2 separate regions of the Homo sapiens genome follow, and region 2 is linked to region 1. A link is an interaction called in ENCODE POLR2A ChIA-PET data of the cell type or tissue named here. Cell type or tissue: IMR-90. All regions are shown on one strand. Each heading gives the region's core, and the rest is flanking DNA. Links, peaks and the distances in the headings are about the cores only.

What was found. Peaks named below come from ENCODE experiments on the same cell type or tissue, not always from the same donor. Only the 100,000 strongest peaks of a DNase experiment are listed, where the experiment ranks them.
Region 2: POLR2A ChIA-PET joins it to region 1 with 9 read pairs; 2 of 35 experiments call an interaction of 5 or more read pairs at or near these places.

The regions. Positions count from the first base shown.
Region 1 is chr3:59,100,506-59,112,429 of GRCh38, reverse strand. The region is part of intron 2 of CFAP20DC-DT (CFAP20DC divergent transcript); the gene reads right to left. Among named protein-coding and RNA genes, the nearest start is that of CFAP20DC-DT, 20 kb to the right of the region's middle. In IMR-90, for the core only: no CTCF peak of the experiment used is centred there; no DNase peak of the experiment used is centred there.
Region 2 is chr3:59,002,262-59,014,185 of GRCh38, reverse strand. The region is part of intron 4 of CFAP20DC (CFAP20 domain containing); the gene reads left to right. The region is part of intron 2 of CFAP20DC-AS1 (CFAP20DC antisense RNA 1); the gene reads right to left. Among named protein-coding and RNA genes, the nearest start is that of CFAP20DC, 42 kb to the left of the region's middle. In IMR-90, for the core only: no CTCF peak of the experiment used is centred there; a DNase peak (open chromatin) is centred at 6,785.

The DNA.
Region 1 (11,924 bases), core at 2,200-10,199:
TACTTTCTGGTAGGACAAGATGTTCCAGGCTTATCTTGTAAACTTTTTGCCCTAGATTCTAGAATCTGCCATTTACTCATCAAATTCTGGTTCCTTTTAATGAGAATGAAGATACAGAGACCACAATTAGGACAGTAGAGGTGTTCACTGCTGTGAGGTTATCATTGTTTTTCAGGTTATTTTAGGGAAAGGGCTACAACATACTTTTTACAAAGCAATAAAATAGAGCACGTGTTCATACTGATACTTCCAATTCAAATCCAAGACTGTAGAACTTTTCTTAAGCTCATCAATCTTATTACTTCTATCTGTATCTCTTTTATCCTATACCAAATGTCCCAGCTTGCAGCATCTCATTATCATATTATATCCTATTTACTTTATCCCACAATATATACTCCTCAGTTTGAGAACAGCACTTACATTACCATCGATAACATGATTACCAAAAACAGTTTAAGATTATTTTGTCCTTTTTGTTTTTTCAGTTGGTCCTTTAGATATAATCCACTAGGAATGTAAAGAAAGCTTTAATATAGTTAACCATAATTTAAACTTACTTAAAATAATTCCCCTCTCTGTGGGTATGCCACCAACTCAATACATTTAGATTCATTTGCTTTAGTTTGCTTCTGATTTTTAGGATCATTTTTATTTTGTTTTATAATTATATAAAATATTTACATTGTTACAAAGTCAAATCTAAAAGTCAAATTATGTTCAGGGAAATCTACCTCCTATCTCTGTCTCCTTCACACTATTTTCTCCCTCCTAAAGAATAATCAATATGTTTTATCATCAAATAAATGTATTATGTAACTATATATTATAAATGCAAACATAGATGTATTTCTTTTTTTTTCTTTTTTCTTTTTTTTTTTTGAGATGGAGTCTTGCACTGTCGCCTGGGCTGGAGTGCAATGGCATGATCTTGGCTAACTGCAACCTCTGCCTCCTGGGTTCATGCTATTCTCCTGTCTCAGCCTCCTGAACAGCTGGGATTACAGGTGCACACCACCACACCCAGCTAATTTTTTGTATTTTTAGTAGAGACAGGGTTTCACTATGTTGGCCAGACTGGTCTTGAACTCCTGACCTCATGATCTGCCCGCCTTGGCCTCCCAAAGTACTGGGATTACAGGCGTGAGCCACACCGCACCTGGCCCAAACATAGATGTATTTTTACCTCACCTGTCTTAGTTTGTTTTGTGTTACTGTAACAGAATACCATAGACTGAGTGATTTATAAAGAAAATAAAATTATTTCTTAACAGTTCTGGAGGCTGGGAAGTCCAAGGTTGAGGGACCCACATCTGGTGAAGGCCCTCTTACTGCGTCATCCCATGGAAGAAGGAAGAAGGGCAAGAGATCACATGTGCATGAGAAAGGAAGGGGGCCAAACTCATCCATTTATTAGGAACCCACTCTGTGATAACTAACCCACTCCCACAATAATGACATTAATTCATTCATGAGAGCAGAGCCCTCAGGACCTAATCACCTCTTAATAGTCCCAGCTCTTGACACTGCTGCATTGGGAATTAACCTTTCAATACATAGACTTTGTGAGACATACCAAAACCACAACGTCCACCCTTTAAAAGTGGTAACATACAATACATACTACTTTTCTCTACCTTTCTTTTCTTCATATATAATACATATACTAAAGATCCTCTATAGAAGATATACCTTATTCTCTTTACAAACTCATAATTTACTGTGCTGCTATAATGAAGGTTATTTAACAAGTGCATGCTCTACTGATGAATATTTGGAAAGCCCAATGTTTTGCTACTACACATAATACTAGAATAAAGAGTTTTTTTAGTTTTACCCTCTACTTGAATGTTCAATTTCTAATTTTACATGCTCCAAACCGAACTATGTTGATCTCTTCTCTAAATTCATTCCTCCTTTGTTTTCACCACCTCAATTAGTGTCACCATGAATCCAATTGCTCAGGCCAAAAACCTAGGAATCATGGCTGATTATCTTCTTTCTTATATACGCTGCATCTAAACTGAAATCTTTCTCCTGCTCAAAACCTTCCAAATGCCTCCCATCATACTTAGAATAAAAACCCAAATCTTTATATGACCTTAAGAATTATAATGTGACTTTTCATAACCTTTTTGATCTCATTTCCTCCATTGTTCCCTCTGTCTTAGTCTGTTCTGTGTTGCTATAAAAGAATACCTAAGACTGGGACACTTTATTTTATTATTTTATTTTATTATTATTATTATTTTTTGAGATGGAGTTTCGCTCTTGTTGCCCAGGCTGGAGTGCAATGGCACGATCTCAGCTCACCGCAACCTCCGCCTCAAGACTGGAAAATTTTTAAAGAGAAGTGGTTTATTTAGCTCATGGTTCTGCAGGCTGGGAAGTCTAAGGAGAGAGTTCTGGTTTCTGGTGAGGGCTTTTGTGGTGACAGCATAGTGGAAAAGGTCAAAAGGGAAGCAGACACATGTGAAGAGAGAAAACAAAAGGGATGCCCTGGCTTTATAACAACCCACTCTTGAAGCAACTAATCAATTCTCATAAGAACTAAGCTAGTCTTGCCAGAGTAAGAACTAACTATTGTAAGAATACCATGAAGCCATTCATGAGGGATCTACCCCTGTGACCTAAACACCTCTCACTAGGCCCCACCTCCCAATACCACGACATTAGGAATCAAATTTCAACATGAGTTTTGTCGGGGACAATCCATATCCAAACTATAGCACCTTTCTCACTGTAGCTTAGCAGCACTGGCTTCCTTGCTGTTCCTGGAAGATGCATGATGCCCACCACAGAATCTTTGCACTTGCTTCCCTGTGCCTAAAAGGCTCTTTATGCCAGATATTTTCCCAGATTACTCCCTCACTTCCTTGGGGCACTGCTCAAATATTCCCATACTGAGAGATCTTTCTTCATGGTGGAGCTAAGACAGCTCTTGTCGTTGCTCTATGGCTTTTGTGATTTTTTTTTTTTTTTTTTTTTTTTGAGACGGAGTCTCACTCTGTTGCCAGGCTGGAGTGCAGTGGCGCGATCTCGGCTCACTGGGTTCAAGCGATTCTCCTGCTTCAGCCTCCCGAGTAGCTGGGATTACAGGCACATGCCACCACACCCAGCTAATTTTTGTATTTTTAGTAGAGATGGGGTTTCACTATATTGGCCAGGATAGTCTCGATCTCCTGACCTCATGATCCGCCCACCTCCACCTCCCAAAGTGCTGGGATTACAGGTGTGAGCCACCACACCCAGCTCTATGGCTTTTTATCCCTGTCTGTTTTTAATAATAATACTTATCACTACTGACAATGCATTATTTATTTATTTATGTGTTTATTCATTTATGCCTTCACCACTATATTGTAAACCCCTAAAGGGTTGTCTATTGTGTTAAGTATCTAGACACTTAATTATTATCCCATGAATGAATGAATAAATGAATGAACATGATTGTCAGTGTCCAACTATTTTGAATTATCTGGCAATTTGAAGTCTTCATGTGATTTGACTTTGATTAGGAAGTAAGTTACATATTTAATAACTAATTTTAAAAGAGATGTAATTTTTAATGATTAGCTACGAATAATTATGAATCTGTGCAAACCAATTGTAAAGAAAAATAAAAGCTTTATTGTTGTGGTTTCTTAATTGGTTTACAAAACTTCAAGGTCAGACAAATTGTTCTTTGATTGTATTCCTTTGATTGTTTTGATTGTTTCCTTCCTCTGCAAAGACTGTCATAATACTCATGACAGTACTACGGCAATAATACTGTCTGTCACGGAAAGATTATTTAATTTATAAGAAAACATACACTAGCTTTCAAAACAGTAAAATCATTAAGTGATTCATCCAGTTTATTTACTGAGTGATTATTCAGTAAGTAAAGCTTAACAGATGGACAGAAGCTCATGGTTAATGTTTTTTCTTTATAACATCCTACCCTTAACACCAAAGAATTACATTCTGATTCAAGAAAGAAATGACAGGCAAATTAACACTGTATTTTTTATTTTAGATGAGGAATACCTTACCCTCAAATTTCTATCCAGAGGAGAGCTAAGAGAACTCTCTTTAAGAAGCAACACATGCACATCCACTTACTTGAACGAGTCAGAAAGCCAGGAGTCAGCTTGGACACGCCTCTTCCCCATTTCCTGCAGTCTCCTCCACCCAGTCAGTCAGAGTCCTAGCAGTTTTATTTACTAAATATGTCTCAAGGTCATCAGTTTATGCCATTAGACAGTCACTGCCTCAGTTCTCTTACTTGGATTAAAAAGTAGCTCCCTGAAAGGTCTTCTCACATTCACCCTTTTCCCTTCAGATCCATTCTCCAGTCTACAACAGAGTGATATTCCAATATGTAAATCCAGTAATACAGTGGTTTCTGTTACTCTTTGGCAGAAGATCCTGGTCCTTAATATGACCTAAAGTCACATGTGTTTGGTCTCCGACTAACTCCCCTACCTCATTTTGAATCATTCTTGCCTTAGCTCTTTCCACTGGAGCCACATCATCCTCCTGTTAGTTCCTTGAAAATGCAAACTCTTTCTTGCCTCTGAGCCCTGACACAAGAGGCTCTGATTTCAAGTCAAAGACTGCTTCACTGGGGAAGCTTCTCAGTCCCTCCAGAGTAAGAGAGGTCCTCCTGTTACAAATTCTCATAGTTCACGGAACTTTTCCATACTAATTCATGTCACAAGTACAGATTTAATTTGCTCATTTGTTTAATATTTCTCTTGTATATTAGTGTAAGCACCTTAAAGCAGAAAGCACAGTATTGATGCTCACCATTATATCCCAACACCTAACATAAAATCTAGTATATAGTAGGGAGTCAATAAATATTTATTGTATAATAACAGCATGAGATGAAACAGTCAAACACTGGCAATAGGGACTTAGGGTACATTTGAGAGCATTTTTAGAGCATCACTGAAAACTGGAATGGGGTCCCAGAAAAAAGTTGAAGAATTATCTCCTATGGAGACTCCTAAAAACAGGATATTTTATATATGACTAGAACTGTACTATCCAATATGGTAGCCATTAGCCGCATGCATGTGGCTATTGAGCTCTTAGAATATGGCTAGTCCTAATTGAGGTGTGCTGTAAGTACGAAAGAAATGGCATATTTCAGACTTGGCAAAAAAAAAAAAAGTAAAATTTCTCAATAATTTTTTACAAGATTATATATCGAAATAATGTTTTGGATATACTGGGGTCAACAAAATATATTGATAAAATTAATTTTATCTCTTTCTACCATTTTTAATGTAACTACTAAACATTTTTATGTGGCTTATGTTGTATTTCTACTAGAACTTAATGGTCTGTGGTATTTCAGGACCACTGTGGTTTGAATATTCGTGTTTCCTCCAAAATTCATGCCGGAACTAAATCCCCAATGCAACAGTGTTCACAGACGGGTCCTTTAGGAGGTGATGAGGCCATGAGGGCTCCATTTTAATGGATGGGCTCAGTGCCTTATAAAAGGTCTGGAGGGAATGAGCTAGGCTCTTTTTGCCCTTCCATCTTTTCAGCTATGTAAGGACATAGTGTTTGTCCCCTTGGGAGGATACAGTAACAAGTTGCCATCTTGGAATCAAAGAATGAGTCCTTACAGACACTGAATCTGCTGTCACCTTGATCTTTGGCTTCCCAACCACCAAAACTATGAGAACTAAATTTATGTTATTTATAAATTACGCAGTCTAAGGTATTTTAGCATAGCAATAGTCTTAGTCCATTCCATAGCTTATTCCATAGCAACAGGAATTCCTATTGCTTATTCCATAGCAATAGGAATGGACTAAAACAAGGACAATATTGCCTGAAGCTGGACATGACAGTGGGACACGTCAGTAACATGAGTTTGGATACTGCAAGAAGTTATGAAGAATCTTCTTCTGTTAGCAATGTGTTTCTGTTTTACCACCAGTCTCACTTGACTGTGCCTGTGCTACTTTACCACATATTCAAATATTTGCTCAATATATTGCCCTCCTTGGTCAAATAGCCTTTACAAACTGAATTTCAAAGCCCTTCTTCATGCTTTTATTTAATCAGTGTCCTGAAAGGTTGCATAAAGTTTGCAAAGTTTGGCCTTCTTACTTTACTGAATTCTAAAGGGTCAGTTTGTTGATAGAAGGCTTGGCATGAAGTTTGGCATGATGAATCATTTTTACTCAAAGAAACTGGAAACTAGACATTGAAAGTAGCAGTTGTGTCTAGAACTGTCAACACAGGTTTTTATGGATTCTCTTCATATTTCTGAAAGTTTCATCCCTTTTTGGAGCTTTCTTTTTACTCTTACAGCAGTTTGCTCTTTTTTTTTTTTTTTTTTTTCAAAATGAAAGCAAGTTTATTAAGAAAGTAAAGGAATAAAGAATGGCTACTCTATAGAGCAGCCCCAAGGGCTGCTGGATGCCCATTTTTATGGTTATTTCTTGATGATATGCTAAACAAGGGGTGGATTATTCATGCCTCCCCTTTTTAGACCATATAGGGTAACTTCCTGACGTTGCCATGGCATTTGTAAACTGTTATGGTGCTAGTGGGAGAGCAGCAGTGAGGACGACCAGAAGTCACTCTCGTGGCCATTTTGGTTTTGTTTGGTTTTGGCTGGCTCCTTTACTGCAACCTGTTTTATCAGCAAGGTCTTTATGACCCGTATTTTATGCTGACCTCCTAACTTATCCTGTGACTTAGAATGCCTTAACCATCTGGGAATGCAGCCCAGTAGGTTTCACCCTCATTTTACCCAGCTCCTGTTTAAGATAAAGTTGCTCTGGCTCACAGGCCTCTGACATTTCCCCCCTCCCTTTTATAAAAGAATCCTTAATCCTAAGGTTTGCAGAGGGACAAACATCTGTCTTCTGTAACTTCTTCAGGCTGAATAGGGGTAATAATATTTCTTCCTAACTATGAGGGTCTCTTGCATTCAGGGTAGAGAGGAGCTCAGTTGGAAAGCATCAGTATGGTAAGGTCCATTTATAAACTCTTGAGTTGCGACAGAAGGTGATATCTGGAAGATTAATAAGTGTATAATTTAAGAAAGCACTCAGTAAGCTTGTCCTGTATTCCTGCACAAACAGTATAACAGCAATATATTCCACAAGATTAAAGCAAAATAAGTGAAGTTATTCCAAGTAAACTAAATTAGAAGGCTTTTCATGAACTGGGCAACTGTTGGAACTAAGCTGATATGGGGTTGTTAGCTGATTGTAATGTGCCCGGAATTAGAATACCGATCCAGATTTTTACATTACCCATCCCTCTTGTTTCTTCTGAGGAACAGTCAAAAATCACTGGTTGGTTTACAGGAATAAGCAGGGTTAGCCTAAATTGCAGAAACAAACTTAAAAACAACTGATACTAGAATTCAATAACCAGTGTGCTATAATTCTTGAAACATAATATTTCTCTCTCCAGTTTCCCATTTTTACTAAAGACAAATCATGGTAAAGCTGAAGGCAGACAGATCCCCAAAATTAAGGGTGCCATTTTATACTGGTTCCTGGATCCCCAAAAGGAGGGAAATACTATGGGAGAAGACAGTGCAGTGCTTCTACTCTGCATTTCTTGCAAGGCAATCCAAAGCCAAGTTTCCCATAACTTTGGAACATAACACATTTATGCAAATATAGTCCAAAGAAAGCAAAACACTACTTCACATTCGATAATGCTTTCTGTATGATTTTTATACCAAATGAGCCAAATTTCTCCTTTATAATAATGTACTATTAACATTAAACTCAATTTTTAATAAAACCTTATAGATATATTTACCCAATTTTAATGTTTAACCATAACATAAGATTCTTATAAACCTTTTATAACCCTTTACATTTTTTTGTGAAAGAGCAGATCAGTGCTTTAAGAAAAACCTGTTGTGCTTCTATTTCAGTGTTTAATTTACAGAAAAACTGAATAATAGCCAATATGTTCACACATAGAATCTCTTAGAATTAATTTTTACAAATCTTTCACAACTTGTTTAAACCTTTAGATTTTTTTTCTTACTTAAAACAATCCTTTAACACTTTAATCTAGGCTGAAGAAATTCCACATTCCCATGCCTTCTTGTAATCTTTTTTTACCAAAAACTCATTTCACTTTTCTTATACATCTTGCATGTAAAACTGTTTCTTCAGTAGGCCGGGCCCGGTGGCTCATGCCTGTAATGCCAGCACTTTGGGAGGCCGAGGTGGGCAGATCACGAGGTCAGGAGATCGAGACCATCCTGGCTAACACAGTGAAACCCCGTCTCTACTAAAAACGCAAAAAATTAGCCGGGGATCGTGGTGGGTGCCTGTAACCCCAGCTATTCGAGAGGCTGAGGCAGGAGAGTCGCTTGAACCTGGGAGGCAGAGGTTACAGTGAGCTGAGATCCTGCCACTGCACTCCAGCCCGGGCGACAGTGAGAGACTCCAAGACTCCGTCTCAAATAAACAAACAAACAACAACAAAAAAAAAACACTGTTTCTTCAGTAGTCTTAATTACATGTTACAATGTTAACTTTTAGTGACTTTCATTTTTGGTGAAAACCCTGGTTAATAAGCTATTTTAATTGTGTACTAGGTGGGGAGTCTAGCCTAGGACACACCAGGCAGAAGTGCAGATAGGAGCTGACTGCTAACTCTCAGGCTAACTCCACATGTTCCCAGGCCCTATCTAGAATCTAATGGCTTTAAGGTAGGTAAATTAAACAGTTTTCAAAAGTCAAATAAACAGTTCAACCTTAAAGCATTTAGCAAATCTGATATCTGACGTTAATTTAGACCAAATGTCTACATTTTCAAGATAATTTTACTAATAATCTTTAAAACTATTTCCAAAAGATTACTAAAGTTACATGAACAAAAAGGCATTAAAGTTTCTATTTTTCTGACAAAATATTTGATTTAAGTGCTTATTTTTCTAAGCCAATTAATTAGAGCTCTTTTATATGTAAACATATAACACATATAAATACACAGACAGACAGATTCAGCACTTGTAAGATTTTTCGTTTGCCAGTTTCTTAATTGAATTACTGGCTTCAGGATGGAGCCCTTGGAGGAACAGGGCCAGAAAAGCATGCGTTCTTACGGCCAAATAAGCAGCAAATAAGCAGCTGAAGGCAGACAGATCCCCAAAATTAAGGGTGTCATTTTATACTGGTTCCTGGATCCCCAAAAGGAGGGAAATACTATGGAAGAAGATAGCGCAGTGCTTCTACTCTGCATTTCTTGCAAGGCAACCCAAAGCCAATCAGCCCATTTTGTCATCAGCCTATCCCTCAAGGGTGTCTCATCTCCCAGTGGGGGGTGGGGATGTTTCCTTATCTCCCAAGTGGCCAAGAGCATGCTTGTCTGAGCTGAGTGTACAAAGAGTCAAGTATCCCTCCATAACTACTATTAGCCATCCCTTAAAGTATATTTCCTACCTAGTTCTTACACACGAAAGCTCTCTCATAATGCAAAGTAATTTCTGATACCCCAAAACTCAAAACCGTTAGATAACACAATGCAAAACAGAACAGTGCCTTTGAGTTTTAGAGGGATCTATTTGCTTTTAATTCCTGGGGTTTCATGAGGGAAACAGAGGGTTTTTTTCCCCAAAACGGGGTCTGTGGCGCCTCCTCTGTTTCTCCCAAGGAGTCCCAGGCTACCCGAAGTTATCTTAGGGTCTCTCATGTGTGCTTGAAGAGTGGCAAGACAAAAAAAAAAAAAAATTGGAGAAAAAATAATTCAATTGACAGAGAAGAAACACCTTTTTCCAGAAAAAAAAAGTTCCAAGGAGACAAAAACATAACGGCCTTTAAAATATATGTATAGCTTGTTTATCCACTTTTAATTAAGCTGATTTTTAACCATGGTGCTCTTTAAAAAAGAAATCCTTCCAGATCTCTTATTACCCGACTTCGGCCATGCCAAGTGGCCAATATTTCTAGTTTCTGAACTTTGCCAAAGGTAACCTCCTAGGTGCTTAGAGAAACAAAAAATTAAGGCAGTCCATGGAGAAGAGAATAGACAAGGTCACACAGATATTAAACCAGAAATGACTTACTTCCTAGGTGGGGAATTGAACTCAGACCGCCACTGTGAAAGTGCAAAACATTAGCTACTAGGCAGCTAGTACTAGCAGCTACTGGGCAGAAGTAGCAAACAAATTCAAAAGCTAACAGGAGACATAACTACAGCACAGGGCAGTCTCCAGTTCCTTTCCCACGAGGAATCTAGAGTAGTGAATCCTGAGCTTGCAGAGGCTTTTAACTATGTGATAGGATTTTTAGAGCTAACTCTGACATGAACCCTAAAATTCCTGTTTCCTGAAGACAGAGACCAAAAGAAAGTACCACCACCTGGTTAAAAGGCCAAGCTCCCAAGGACATAAAACAACGTGGAGACTTCATTCAGTTTTTCGTTTGTTTCAGGGACCTGCAGCCAAGTTTGTTATGGACCAGCTTGCTGGGTGGTCTTGAAAAGTGGGCTTACAAGTGTTCTAAGCCAGTGTTTGCACCTAAAGTACCCCTTGACACAGAAAAACACATTCATAGCACAAAATACACCAGCTTAAGACTAGCCTTAGAATTCTTTTTCGCATTAATCAAAACTTTACAGAGGAGATAAACACTGATTATTTATTTATTTATTTATTTACCATCCATTCAACTGCACAGAGAGCAGCCAGAAATCTGACTGGTAAGAAATTCTTACCCTTTTGCCAGCATGCCAGGCTTCTGGTTTCCCTTTCCCTGAGCAACCCTAGTGATTCAGCTTGTGACACCATAGCCCTGGGGGCCAAGCCGCATTATAAAGGAGAATAATTTTTTTTTGCTCTGGCCAGAGCAAAATACATGTGATAAAACATAGACATTAGTCATTCTGCTTAGCACCCAATATCAGACTGGCAAGGCTTAAATTTGCCCCCAGAAGGGCCCTGTCATCTTTAATCCAACCTCTGGCTAGGAGTTTCAACACATGGTCTCTGGGCAAGTTGGTTGCCCTGAGTAATAGAAAAGATAACAAAGGGAAATAAAAAGTAGAGAAGAAAAGCATTGCCTGTTGGCAGGGTGGGGAAGGTGAAATGATCAGGGAGGCCAGGAGAAAGACCCACACATTGCGGCGACACTGAAAAGTTCAGGCAGCTGCAGCTGCTGTCGTAAAGGGATTTTTTTCCAGCAGTCTCATCACCTCTCAAGTTTCCTCTTTTAGGGAGGAAAAAACTCCTCATGTCCCACAATCCTGTCCATGCCTGTCACCCACAGCCATCAGCAAAGAGTACAAGGCAGATTAATCCAAAGAGAATAGCAGTTAGCACCCCATAGTGCAAAACCTGTTCTTAAAGGGACTTTACCAAGAGGTGCCTCTAACCCCCTAAATCGTAGAAGAGACTCTAACCCTCCTAAACTGGGCCTCTAACCGAGGTCCAACAAGTGTCCTTGCCTTTTATTAAGAGTGGCCTTGCGGGGGAGGGGCCAAGATGGCTGAATAGGAATTGCTCTGGTCTCTAGCTCCCAGGGAGACCAATGCCTAAGGCAGGTGATTTCTACATTTCCAACTGAGGTACCCAGTTCATCTCATTAGGACTGGTTAGGCAATGGGTGCAACCCACAGAGAGCAATCAGAAGCAGGGTGGGGCGTTGCCTTACTCAAGGAGTGCAAGGAGCAGGGGGCCTCCCTTTCCCAGCCAAGGGAAGCCATGAGGGTCTGTGTTACCTGGCCCGGGTACTATGCTTTTCCCACGGTTTCTGCAATCCGGAGATCAAGAGATTCCCTCGTTTGCCTACACCACCAGGGCCATGGGTTTCAAGCACAAAACTGGGTAGCTGTTTGGGCAGACACTGAGCTAGCTGTAGGAGCTTTTTTCATATCCCAGTGGCACCTGGAACCTTAGCAAGACAGAACCATTCACTCCTCTGAAAAAGCGGCTGAAG
Region 2 (11,924 bases), core at 1,807-9,806, 98 kb after region 1:
AGGCCATCCATCACTCTAGGCAGCAGCTGAGCTAAACCTTCTAACTCACTGCTTGCAGTCAGTCATGCAAGATTTGGGTTATAAATATTGAATGTGCAAACAACTGTTTAAATTAGCTGTCCTATCTGTTTTATGCAATTTCAGTAGAAAAGCAAGCTGATATGTTGTTTAGTGGCAAGAAGTAGAAGACAGTGAATTCAGTATTATCCTTCCATACGTCATTGAATTCATCCTGTTGGCAAATATTTAAAATAGATCAAATTAATTCTTGTTCCCTGAAGTTAAATGAGAACTAAGGCAACTGAGCATGTAATTTATGTAGTTTTTTTGTTTTTTATATTCAAACAGTAGGAAGACTGTTAGTAATTGTGCATGTAGCCATCTGTCATAAATATGGTAGCCAATTGTTAAATGCTTAGTTCTGTGAATTTTGTTACCTCTTTGCAATAACAAAAATAGCTTAATATTTGGAAAATATTTGGTCAGGAAAGAAAATAGCAACTGGCTTATCCTACTATTCCTGGTAAGCATCTAGAATATTGAATATGTGCAGGTGTTAGTACTTCTGCTAGTTGGAGTTGTAACAAGTCTGCATACATTCACTGGTATTGATATATGTAATAGGTAAAATGCAAACAATTTGTAGTGACTCCCAAAAGCCTTTCTGTGTGTAATGAATTTAGGTAAACTTCCATAATTGCTATCTGTGTTTAAAATTTATTTTTCAATTATATGATGCTGGGAACATCCTTTCAAGTAGCAGACATGTATCTAAGCCTACATTAATAACATAAGTGAACTGCTTACCAGAGAGAAGAGTGTTCAGTAGCATGTGTCTCTTAGTAGTTGGATCACAATCTAACATAAAAGTTGGACAAGATTATAAGTTACTTCCTGTGACAAACGCTCCTCCATTTTTCTCTTCTTTCTTGAACAGAATTTTGGTCAGGACAGCAAAGAGCCCAGCTAAATAGACTCACCTTCCTAGAGCCCTTGTAGCTAGCCGTGGTCATGTAACCTAGCAATGATCGATGAAATGCAAGTGGAATTCTATGGCTGGGACTCCGAAGAGAGCATTTTAAAAGGGACAGACTCAGCTAATTTGCTCCTTTAGCCCTTTGTCTTTTGGTGTGTTGCTCTCTCCTCTGATACACTTCTTTTTATGATTTAATGTCTAAGTCTTCATGAAATTATGCGTTCTTTTAAAACAGTGTCTACTTTAGAATTATAAAATTAAACTTTTACTTATGTCCTTATGTAGAAATAAATTGAACCAGCCTTGCCATATTAATAAACCACATTACATACAAATGTAAGAACAGTATTGGTGAATAATTTTAGTGATAACAATCGCAACTGCAAGGAAAAAAAATAATTTTCTTAATCTCATCTCTCAAGTCTTATTTCTCTTTTTAATTTCTACTTCCTTTTTCTTTGATCAATTGCTATGTTTTCTTACCCTTCAAGTGCCTGTAGTCTGGTGGAAGAGGCCAATTTGTAAAAAATTATAATGCAGTTTTATAAGTTCTAGAAATACATGTCTAAAATGCAAATCTGATTTTATTATTTTCCTACTTAAAAGCCTTCCATGAGCTTTACTGTGGTATTGAAGGTCTTTTCATTCTGGCTCCAATAGCCTTGTCCAGTCTTCACTCCTTTCTTTCTCTCAGCATATTTCCTCAGCCTTACGCTGTCTAAAACCACTGGACTCTTGGTAGGATCCGGAAACTATCACATACTGTCATTGAAGGTCTTTTCATTCTGGCTCCAATAGCCTTGTCCAGTCTTCACTCCTTTCTTTCTCTCAGCATATTTCCTCAGCCTTATGCTGTCTAAAACCACTGGACTCTTGGTAGGATCCGGAAACTATCACATACTGTCATTCTTTCATATCCTTGTGTATCCTTTCACTTCTGTACCCTTTTTTTCATCTCCATCTGTGAAATCCCACTCATTCTTCAAAACTGACTTATCTTTAAGGCGTTCCGTGACTCTTCCAAGTTGAATTAATGACTACTTCATCTTCTGTGCTTCTCATAAAATTCTTTTTATACTTCTATGATATCATTTATTCAGTCAATTTATAGTTACAGGTCTGTCTTTCTTAATAGACTGTGAGTTCTATGAAGAGATAAGCTATGCTTTATTTCGAAGCGCCAGTGTCTTAGCAAGTGCCTGGAAAGGAGTAAATACTCAAGATTGTTGGTATGTTTTTATAACAAGTAAATAAATTTAAACTCTCTGCACCTTTCATTGAGTACTAGGATTAATTATTCATAATTAATTATTTACCTGTTCCTTAAATGTATCCCTGTGAAAGAAATGCTGCTGGTGATGAAATAATCTTCATCAATTACCTAACAAATAATTGTCCATTTGGGTCATATCTGCATCTGCTTTTACTGTAACCCATGACTATGGTTGTAATATCTCCTGTTTTATTTCTAATTGAGCTTATTTGGATCTTCTCTCTTCTTTTCTTGGTTAATCTCATTAATGGTCTGTCAATTTTATCTTTTCAAAGAGACTTATCTTTCGTATTTTTTTTGTTTCCATTTCGTTTAATTCTGCTCTGATCTTTGTTATTTCTTTTCTTCTGCTGAGTTTGGGTTTGATTTGTTCTTCTTTCTCTAGTTCCTTCCGCTGAGTTTGGGTTTGATTTGTTCTTGTTTTCTAGTTCCTTCTGCTGAGTTTGGGTTTGATTTGTTCTTGTTTCTCTAGTTCCTTGAGGTGTGACATATATTGTCTGTTGTTCTGTTGTGCTCTTTCAGACTTTTTTTTTTTTTTTGAGATGGAGCCTTGCTCTGTCACCCAGGCTGGAGTGTAGTGGTGCAATCTTGACTCACTTCAACCTCCACCTCCCAGGTTCAAGCAGTTCTCCTGCTTCAGCCTCCCGAGTAGCTGGGACTACAGGTATGCACCACTATGCCCAGCTAATTTTTGTATTTTTAGTAGAGACAGGGTTTCACCATGTTGGCCAGGCTGGTTTTGAGCTACTGACCTCAAGTGATTCTCCCGCCTTGGGCTTCCAGAGTGCTGGGATTACAGGCGTGAGCCACCATGCCTGGCCTCATTCAGACTTTTTGATGCAGGCATTTAATGCTGCGAACTTTTCTCTTAAGACCACTTTTGTTGTATCCCAGAGGTTTTGAGAAGTTGTGCCACTATTATAGTCCAGTTGAAAGAATTTTTTCATTTCCATCTTGATTTTATTGTTGACCCAAAGATCATTCTATAGCAGCTTATTTAATTTCCATTTATTTGTATCATTTTGAGGCTCCTTTTGGAGTTTAATTTCCAGTTTTATTCCACTGTGGTCTGAGAGGTTATTTAAAAAGATTGTGATTTTCTTAAATGTATTGAGACTTGTTTTTTGGCCTATTATATGGTGTTTCTTGGAGAATGTTCCATGTGCTGATGAGCAGAATGTATATCCTGCATTTGTTGGGTAAAATGTTCTGTAAATATCTGTGAAATCCATTTGTTCTAGAGTATAGTTTAAGTTCATTGTTTCTTTGTTGACTTTCTGTCTTGATGACCTGTCTAATGTTGTCAGTGGAGTATTAAAGTCCCCCATTATTATTGTGTTGTCATCTACCTCATTTCTTAGGCCTAGTAGTAATTGTTGTATGAATTTGGGAGCTTCAGTATTAGGTGCATATATATTTAGGATTGTGATATTTTCCTGTTGGACTAATCCTTTTATCATTATGTAATATCCCTTATTGCCTTTTTTTACTGTTGTTGCTTTAGAGTCTGTTTTGTCTGATAAAAGAATAGCTACTTCTGCTTGCTTTTGGTTTCCATTTACATGGAATATCTCTTTCCACACCTTTACCCAAAGTTTATGTGAGTCCTTATGTGTTAGGTAAGTCTCTTGAAGACAGCAGATACTTGGTTGGTGGATTTGTATTCATTCTGCCATTCTGCATCTTTTAAGTGGAGCATTTAGGCAAGTTACATTCAATGTTAGTATTCAGATGTGAGGTACTATTCTATTTGTCATGTTAGCTGTTGCCTAAAGACCTTGTTTTTTTTCATTGTTACTGTTTTCTAGGCCCTGTGAGATTTATGCTTTAAGGAGGTTCTATTTTGGTGTATTTCAGGGTTTTGTTTCAAGATTTAGAACTCCTTTCAGCATTTCTTGTAGTACTGGGTTGGTAGTGGTGAATTCTCTCAGCATTTGTTTGTCTGAAAAAGATTTATTCTCCCCTTCATTTATGAAGCTTAGTTTCACCAGATACAAAATTCTTGGCTATTATTTTGTTTAAGGAGTCTACAGATAAGACGCCAATCCCTTCTGGCTTGTAAAGTTTCTGCTAGAAACTTTATAGGTTTTCCTTTATAGATTACCTGATGCTTTTGTTTCACAGCTCTTAAGATTCTTTCCTTTGTCTTGACTTTAGATGTCCTGATGACTGTGTGCCTAGGTGATGATCTTTGTGCTATGAATTTCCCCAGAGTTCTTTGAGCTTCTTGTATTTGGTAGTCTAGGTCTCTGACAAGGCCAGGGAAGCCCTCCTCAATTATTCCCTCAAATAAGTTCTCCAAATGTGTATATTTCTCTTCTTCCTCGGGAACACCAATTGTTCTTCTGTTTGGCTGTTTAACATAATCCCAAATTTCTTCTACTTGTTCTAGTATATTGTTGAGACTTCACTGCATTTTGTATTTCCCTAAATGTGTCTTTCATTCCAGAAGTTGTGATTGTTTTTTCTTTATATTTATTCCTCTGGAAAGTTTTTCATTCATATCCTGTATGTTTTTTTAATTTAAGTTGGTTTTTACCTTTCTTTGGTATCTCCTTGAGTAGCTTAATAATCAACCTTCTGAATTTTTTATCTGGCAATTCAGAGATTTCTACTTCAATCCATTGCTGGGGAGCTAGTGTGATCTTTTTGGGGTATTGTAGGACCCTGTTTTGTCATATTACCAGAATTATTTTTCTGGTTCCCTCTCATTTGGCTAGACTATTTCTTAAAATTGTTCTTGAATTTATTTTTGGTTGGACTGTGGTTTTTTAAATTTAAATTTCTTTTTTCCTCTCCTAAGGACCAGACTTTGATGTTTATTTTAGCCTAATTTGATTCTTGGTGCTTGTAGGAGTGAAGACTTTGTATGAGATCCTTAGTTATAGAAAGTCTTTGTGTACTGGCTTTCCCCAATGCTGGTGAGTGGTAGTAGTTATATTCTTGGTGTGTGGGTGGGTTCACTGTCTCCTGTGGAGTTATAATGGCAGGGATCTCTTGAAGCTTATCTTGTTCTCTCATGGTGTACACTTTATTTGTTTACTGTTTTCTCACTTTTTTTTTAAATTTTATTATTATTATACTTTAAGTTTTAGGGTACATGTGCACAATGTGCAGGTTTGTTACATATGTATACATGTGCCATGTTGGTGTGCTGCACCCATTAACTCGTCATTTAGCATTAGGTATATCTCCTAATGCTATCCCTCCCCCCTCCTCCCACCCCACAACAGTCCCCGAAGTGTGATGTTCCCCTTCCTGTGTCCATGTGTTCTCATTGTTCAATTCCCACCTATGAGTGAGAACATGCTGTGTTTGGTTTTTTGTCCTTGTGATAGTTTTGCTGAGAATGATGGTTTCCAGTTTCATACATGTCCCTACAAAGGACATGAACTCTTCATTTTTTATGGCTGCATAGTATTCCATGGTGTGTATGTGCCACATTTTCTTAATCCAGTCTATCGTTCAGGCTTCAAGTCAATAGCGAAGGTATTCCTGGGTAGGCACCAGTTGTGGTGAAGGCAGGTGGGTAGATGTAATACTCAGTGGTGGGCTGAGGTCCCAGCCTTGATGAGTGTGGCTGGGGAAGCTCTTAATTAGGTTTTATCAGGGTTAAGAGTAGGAACTACCAGAGCTCCCATGCCAGGTCACCAGGAAAGCTGTTCACCTCACAGCCTCGCTCCTGTCCTTGTGTTTTAGCTATTCACATCAGACAGGCATCTCTTTTCATCTGTAGGAATGTTGATGTTCCAAGTAGGGAGGAATTGTGACTCTTCCTCTGTCGGCCTGAATCTGGGGTGTGCTTCTTCTGTGGGGCTGCACTCACCCTGGATTTTTCCAGAAAGGCTGTCTATAAGTGCATCCAGTGTTTCTGTTGGGGAAGCCCCAGCTGTGTCTGCAATGGAGTGCTGGGGGGAACAAGGACCCTTTCTCTAATGCCTTTCATGATCACAGAGGCTGCCTGTCTGTTGGGATATAGGTGCAGATTTTCCCTATTGCTCCCCACATTGCAATTGTTTCTCTGCTATGAGAAACTACCTACCAGTGGAAAGATCTGAAACCCAAGTCCTGCTGTTCAGAGTTTTTTGTCCCACAGGGTTTTTCCTTGATAGGGTGCTCTCCCACTTCCCCTAGGGATGAGGCTTCCTGAGAGCTGTACTTCAGTGATTGTTACTGCCCTTCTGGGTCTAGCCACCCAGCAGGGCTACCAGGCTCCAGACTGCTGCTGGGGAATGTCTGCAAAGAGTCCTGTGATGTGATCTGTCGTCAGGTCTCCCAGCCATGATACCAGCACCTGCTCTGGTGGAGGTAGCACGGCAGTGATGTAGGCTCTGTGAGAGTCCTTAGTTGTAGACATGTTTAGTTTTCTGGCTTTCTCAAATGCTGGTTATGCTAGCAGTGAAGTTGTCGCATGGACAGACTCAGGCCCTCTTGTTAGCCATAGCTGTTGTTTTCTCCTTGCTGGGAGCCAGATTATTCTGTCATGAGTTGCTGTAATGGCTTGAGTTGGTTGGCCTCCAGCCAGGAGGTGGTGCTTTCCAGAGAGCGCCAGCTGCAGTAGTAGAAGGGAGATCTAAGCTTACTCTTAAGTTGGCCAGGGGAAGTATTCTGGTTTCTTAGGTGATGGGCAGAGCCACAAAGCTCCCAAGAGTTTATGTCTTTTGTGTTCAGCTACCAGGGCGGGTAGAGGAGTACCTTCAGATGGGGGCAGGATTAGGTGAGTATGAGCTCAGACTCTCCTGGGGCGGGGCTTGCCACAGCCACTGTTGGGGAGTTGGGGGTGGTTCTCAGGCCAATGGGGTTTTGTTCCAGAGGGAAGTATGGCTACCTCTGCTGTGCAGTATAGTTTGCCAGGGAAGTGGGTGACATCCAGTAGCAAAAGGCCTCACCCAGCTCCACACAGTTGGCAAGGCCAGTCTCGCTCTCGCAGTGCCCCACTAACAGCACTGAGTTTAGCTCCAGTTAGCCTGCTCACAAAACTCAGACCTGCCCCAGGCCATAAGCTTCCACGCTGAGAAAGCAAGCAAGGCTTTCAGGCCTTGCCTCCCAGTCTGCCTACAATGTCAGCAGCTCCTGTGTTTGCATCTGTAACAGTTCCCATTTGCTCCCCACCCAGATTCTGATCAAGAAAGCTTGTGTCCAGTTGAAACTATTACAAAATTTAGTTGGAAGCTTCATTCATCTTGTGACCCCTCCCTAATTCTGCTGGCTGTCTTCCCCTAGGGCCTCTATGAGATATTGTCAGGGTTGGCTTCCCTGGGCTCAAGCTGGAGAATGGGACTGCCTACGAGGCTCTTCCTGCCACTGCTTCTACTTTTATATTTCATTCAGCTCCCCAAATCTGTTTTAGCTGTAGGTAAGGTTAAGTCCTTCTCCCGTGATCTGGATTTTCAGATTCCCCAGTGGGGATGTGTGTTCAGAGGCAGGATTCCCCACCTCACACTTTGGGAACTCACAGTTTTTTGCCTGTCTCGCAGAATTTGCAGCAGCATGCTGCTTCTTTCAAAGGATCTGTGAATTCTTCCAGTTTTCCTGGTAGATTCCTGCAGTGGTACTTGGAAAGAAAGTTCATGGTGTGAGTCTCCACACATTATTCAGTCTCTCCAAGTGAGAGGTGCACATTAGCCCTGCCTCCTGGGCACCATCTTCCTCCCATCTCCTTCTGATGGCTTTTTAACGTCATGATTTTATAGTTTTCTTGGCTTATTCTGGTTGCTGGGATGACAGTAGCAGCCTTTTGCCACTGTCTACATTCTAACCTATTCGCCCCTCCTCCCCGTCCATCCATCCATCCATCCATCCATCCTTCCATGTATAGATGTGTGTATATATACATATACACAGTATATTACATATTTATAAAAACACATATAAATGTAGGGATATTTAAAAGTACTTTTCATTGAGGAGTAATTCCATCTTGTGAATTATTTCCCTTCCTCTATATGCCCAAATTACTATAAGGTGTTAGTTTTAGCTTTCCTAAATAAATGAGAGATTTGAGTCACTGAAAACCACATTTGTTTTCATCTAATTCTATGTATCTAGGATATTTTGTAAATGAGGATTTACTACTTCATATCTTTTCAGCCTCATCAAATCTAGAAATGAAAGTAATCAATACTTAAATTTGATTAGTTCGCAAATAATGTAGTCTCTATCGACCACCAAAGAAGACTAAGAAACAGATGATGAAGACATTTAATTACATTAATATATTGAAATTTTTATGACAATAAGAGCTAATGATAGTTATGTAACAGTTATTGTCTGTCTAGAAATATAGTGGTGGGATATTAAGCAAGATGTTATCAGTATTCACATCATTTTAGTTTATCTAAAGTGATATAAAATGAATATAAGCGGAAAGCTTAATTCATATAAAAATTATATGACAGAAAAATTTACACATGGTACACTTTAAGTATATTATAGTCTCTCAGAGTAGTTTTTACCACAGAACATAGTGTTATGTAAGGTGACTTTGTCTGAAACTTGTCTGTATCAGCTAGCTTCTTCTGCATAACAAACTACTCCAAGAGTCAGTAGCTTAAAAGTATTATGTATTGTTTCTCATTTATCTGTGGGCAGGTTGGAGTTACTAGGCCTGGCTAGGCAAATAGGCTTGAACTGTGCATGTGGCTGGACTTGCTTCCTCAATGAGGTTTGGAGTAAGGTCTGCTCCACATGTTTTCATTCTAGAGCTGAGGCCAAGGAAAACAGAAGCCACCAAGGCCCCTCCCATGGCATTGGTAGAGACACAACTGAATGAACAAAAACACACAAGGTCTCTTGAGATCTAGGCTCAGAATTAGCATACCATCCCTTCTGCCTCATTTTGTTGGTCAAAGCAAGTTCATGGCCATACCCCAAGTTAAAAAATAGCAAATAATACCGTGCCCAAGGAGAAGGCATTACAAAATTACAGGACAAAAGGTATGGATAGAGTAAGGGGTAAAAAATCAGGGCTATCCTACCATTGTAGCCAAAGGGGATTGGTTACATAGGTAGTTAGGAATCTCATTGTTATAAGGTACTTTCTCTGGCCTAGAACTAGATGTTGGAGACAGAGTTCTGTGGTTGGTATCCACTAATGTGGGGATGCTCAAATCACAAGTTTACACAGGACTAGCCAGATATTGGAAATGAACAAAACAGAGCTGTGGGGATTATGCAGTGGAAAATTTGTACCCCAGTTAAAGAGGTGGGGGCCTCTATGCAGCCACAGCTGACTGTTACCAAGTAGAAAAGCAGATCATGTTTACCAAATCTTCAGATTTCTCAAGAGAATCAAGAAATTAACAATTTTTAATGACGACTTCTAATTTTTAGAGGTTGGTAACTAATTTTTTTAAAAGATAATAACTTGTTGACCAAATCCAAGAGTCAGATTTGGAACGTGGGCCTCTAGTTGGTAATCTGTGCAAAGCCAGAGGTTGCTTGGAGACTCTGGAACATTTTCCATTATAGTGGCCTTATCTGTAAATGCTAGAGGGCATTACAAATCTTACCATAATAATTAATGTTAATAATAGTAACTCCTTAAATTAGTATGTCACTTTATATTTTATAAAACACTTCCATGCTCTCATTTGTTTATGGTTGAAAAATATGTCTCTTGCTTCCTCCAAGAAGCAGGAAGAGCCTTCTTCCTGTGCCTCAGATGCATGTTGGGTGCTACAGACTTTTGCTTGTTTACCAGATACTTATTGAACACCTGCTATACATCAGGAATTGATCCAGGTTATTAACATACATCAGTGAACAAAACAGATGAAAATTCCTGTCCTCATGGAGTTTATGTTCTTTCTCTTTCTAGCTTGACCCCCTTGTCCTAAAACTGGATCAGCACCTCATTCATAGGTTTGCCCTATTTGAAAGTATTTACAGTAAAAGCCCTGTCCTGTAACTATATCAAGACATTTATGAGGTGAGAATAGCCAAGGGCACCAAAAGTAGGTATGTTTCACAAAGAGAAGAGTGTCCATTAATCCAATGGGTCTGTTAGGAGAGCTCCTTCTGCACTTAGTTTAAACAAAAGCAAGTCTGAAAAGAGCCCTTAGTAATTGGTGGAAATTAAAGTGAAATTAGAAAACCTTCATCCTATTGTATGTACTATGTGTTGTTTTCATTATAGGTTCCTCTACTTTCTTCCCGCAAGTTAGTTTCAAACTTTTCCTGGAATGCTATAATGTGGCAAAGTCAGGATTGACCAACTTTTACCATTATCAGGCATAGTCTGTCACTTAGGCAATTACATCAGTTGTTCCATTTTCATATCATGTCTGGAAAACAGATAACAGATGTCTTTAGACTTTTGTCCTAGTAAGTTGAGATTTCGTCTGTTTGTATATAGGCTTATAACCACACTGTATCTCTGATATTCTTAACTTGGATCTTTTATGGGGATACCTATGGATTGTTTTGGCATACATCTGACTTTGGGTTTAGAAAGGTAATGAATAGTACTATAAATATAATCCAACTATAAAAGCAGTCTTTAGCTTGCTATTCTAAAGCACATCTAAAAGCAGCCTATAACTTGCTATTCTGAAGCACATCTGACTTGCCAGATATTAAGTCTGTGTCTGAATCTCTTAAATAGATTAGGCTGCATAACACCTACAACCACCAATAAGTTGTTTCTGTTTAATAGATGTGCAGCAAAAGTTCATTCCCTCCATCCACCCATTCTATCTGTTGTCTTATAAAAAAAATAGAGAGAAATAAGCAACTAGGTTGTTACAATGTATAAAACAAATATCTACCTTCAGATGACTGAGAGTGGTATCTACACTATTTCATAATTTTTAAAGCCTTTCATTTTTTTCATCCCTTCTGTGCTGCATTTTTAGTGTGATTAATCAGTATATTTCTCCCCCTCTGGTATCTCTTGAAACGCTTATAAAATAAGTCTTTTAGATTCATCATATAACTGTAGGGAAGAACATTGGATATTCAGTCAGAAATCTTGGATGCATTATAGCTCTGTCAGTAACCAAGACCTTGGGCAAGTGACTTCATTTTCTGGGAGCCTCAGTTTCTTTAGATGTAAAAGGAGAAAATGAAAATGCCTCCTTAATGTGAGGATAAGTTTGATGATAAGAAGTGCTTTTCAAACTAGGCAAATACTAGTTCTTGTTAAAAGAAGGTCACAAATGCTCTCTTTTTTATATTTACTTAAAATAACATCTCTTTGAGTGAGGAAGAAAGTTGAAGAAAAATAGAACCAATCCTCATTGATAAGTCTGAGAACATTGATTTGGCATCTTTTGCTGCACTTGGAGATAACACCAGACATATCAGATCAGATTTGTGGTTGAGAGAAAGAATAATGGAACATAAAATTTAGTACTTTCTGTGATGTTAATTTGTGAGTAACTTTTATTTTCTTTTTGTTATGATGACCAGGGTGTACATGGATATTTTTAAAAATCAAAATGGTAGTATCATCAGTGATAGTTCTTAGTATGTAAGTTACTGAATAGATGTTTTGTAGATGTTTTCACATTTAGAAATACTTCTACTTGCTTTGCTTGCATAAAGTCATTTTGGTTATGCCATTTAGAAGCATTAATTTTTCCAAATGATTTTTGTTTAGAAATTGGAGATATGTCCCTTAAGGTGGGATCATGTATCCCTTAGGAGGGAAGCTAATTATTCAGCATGTGTGTG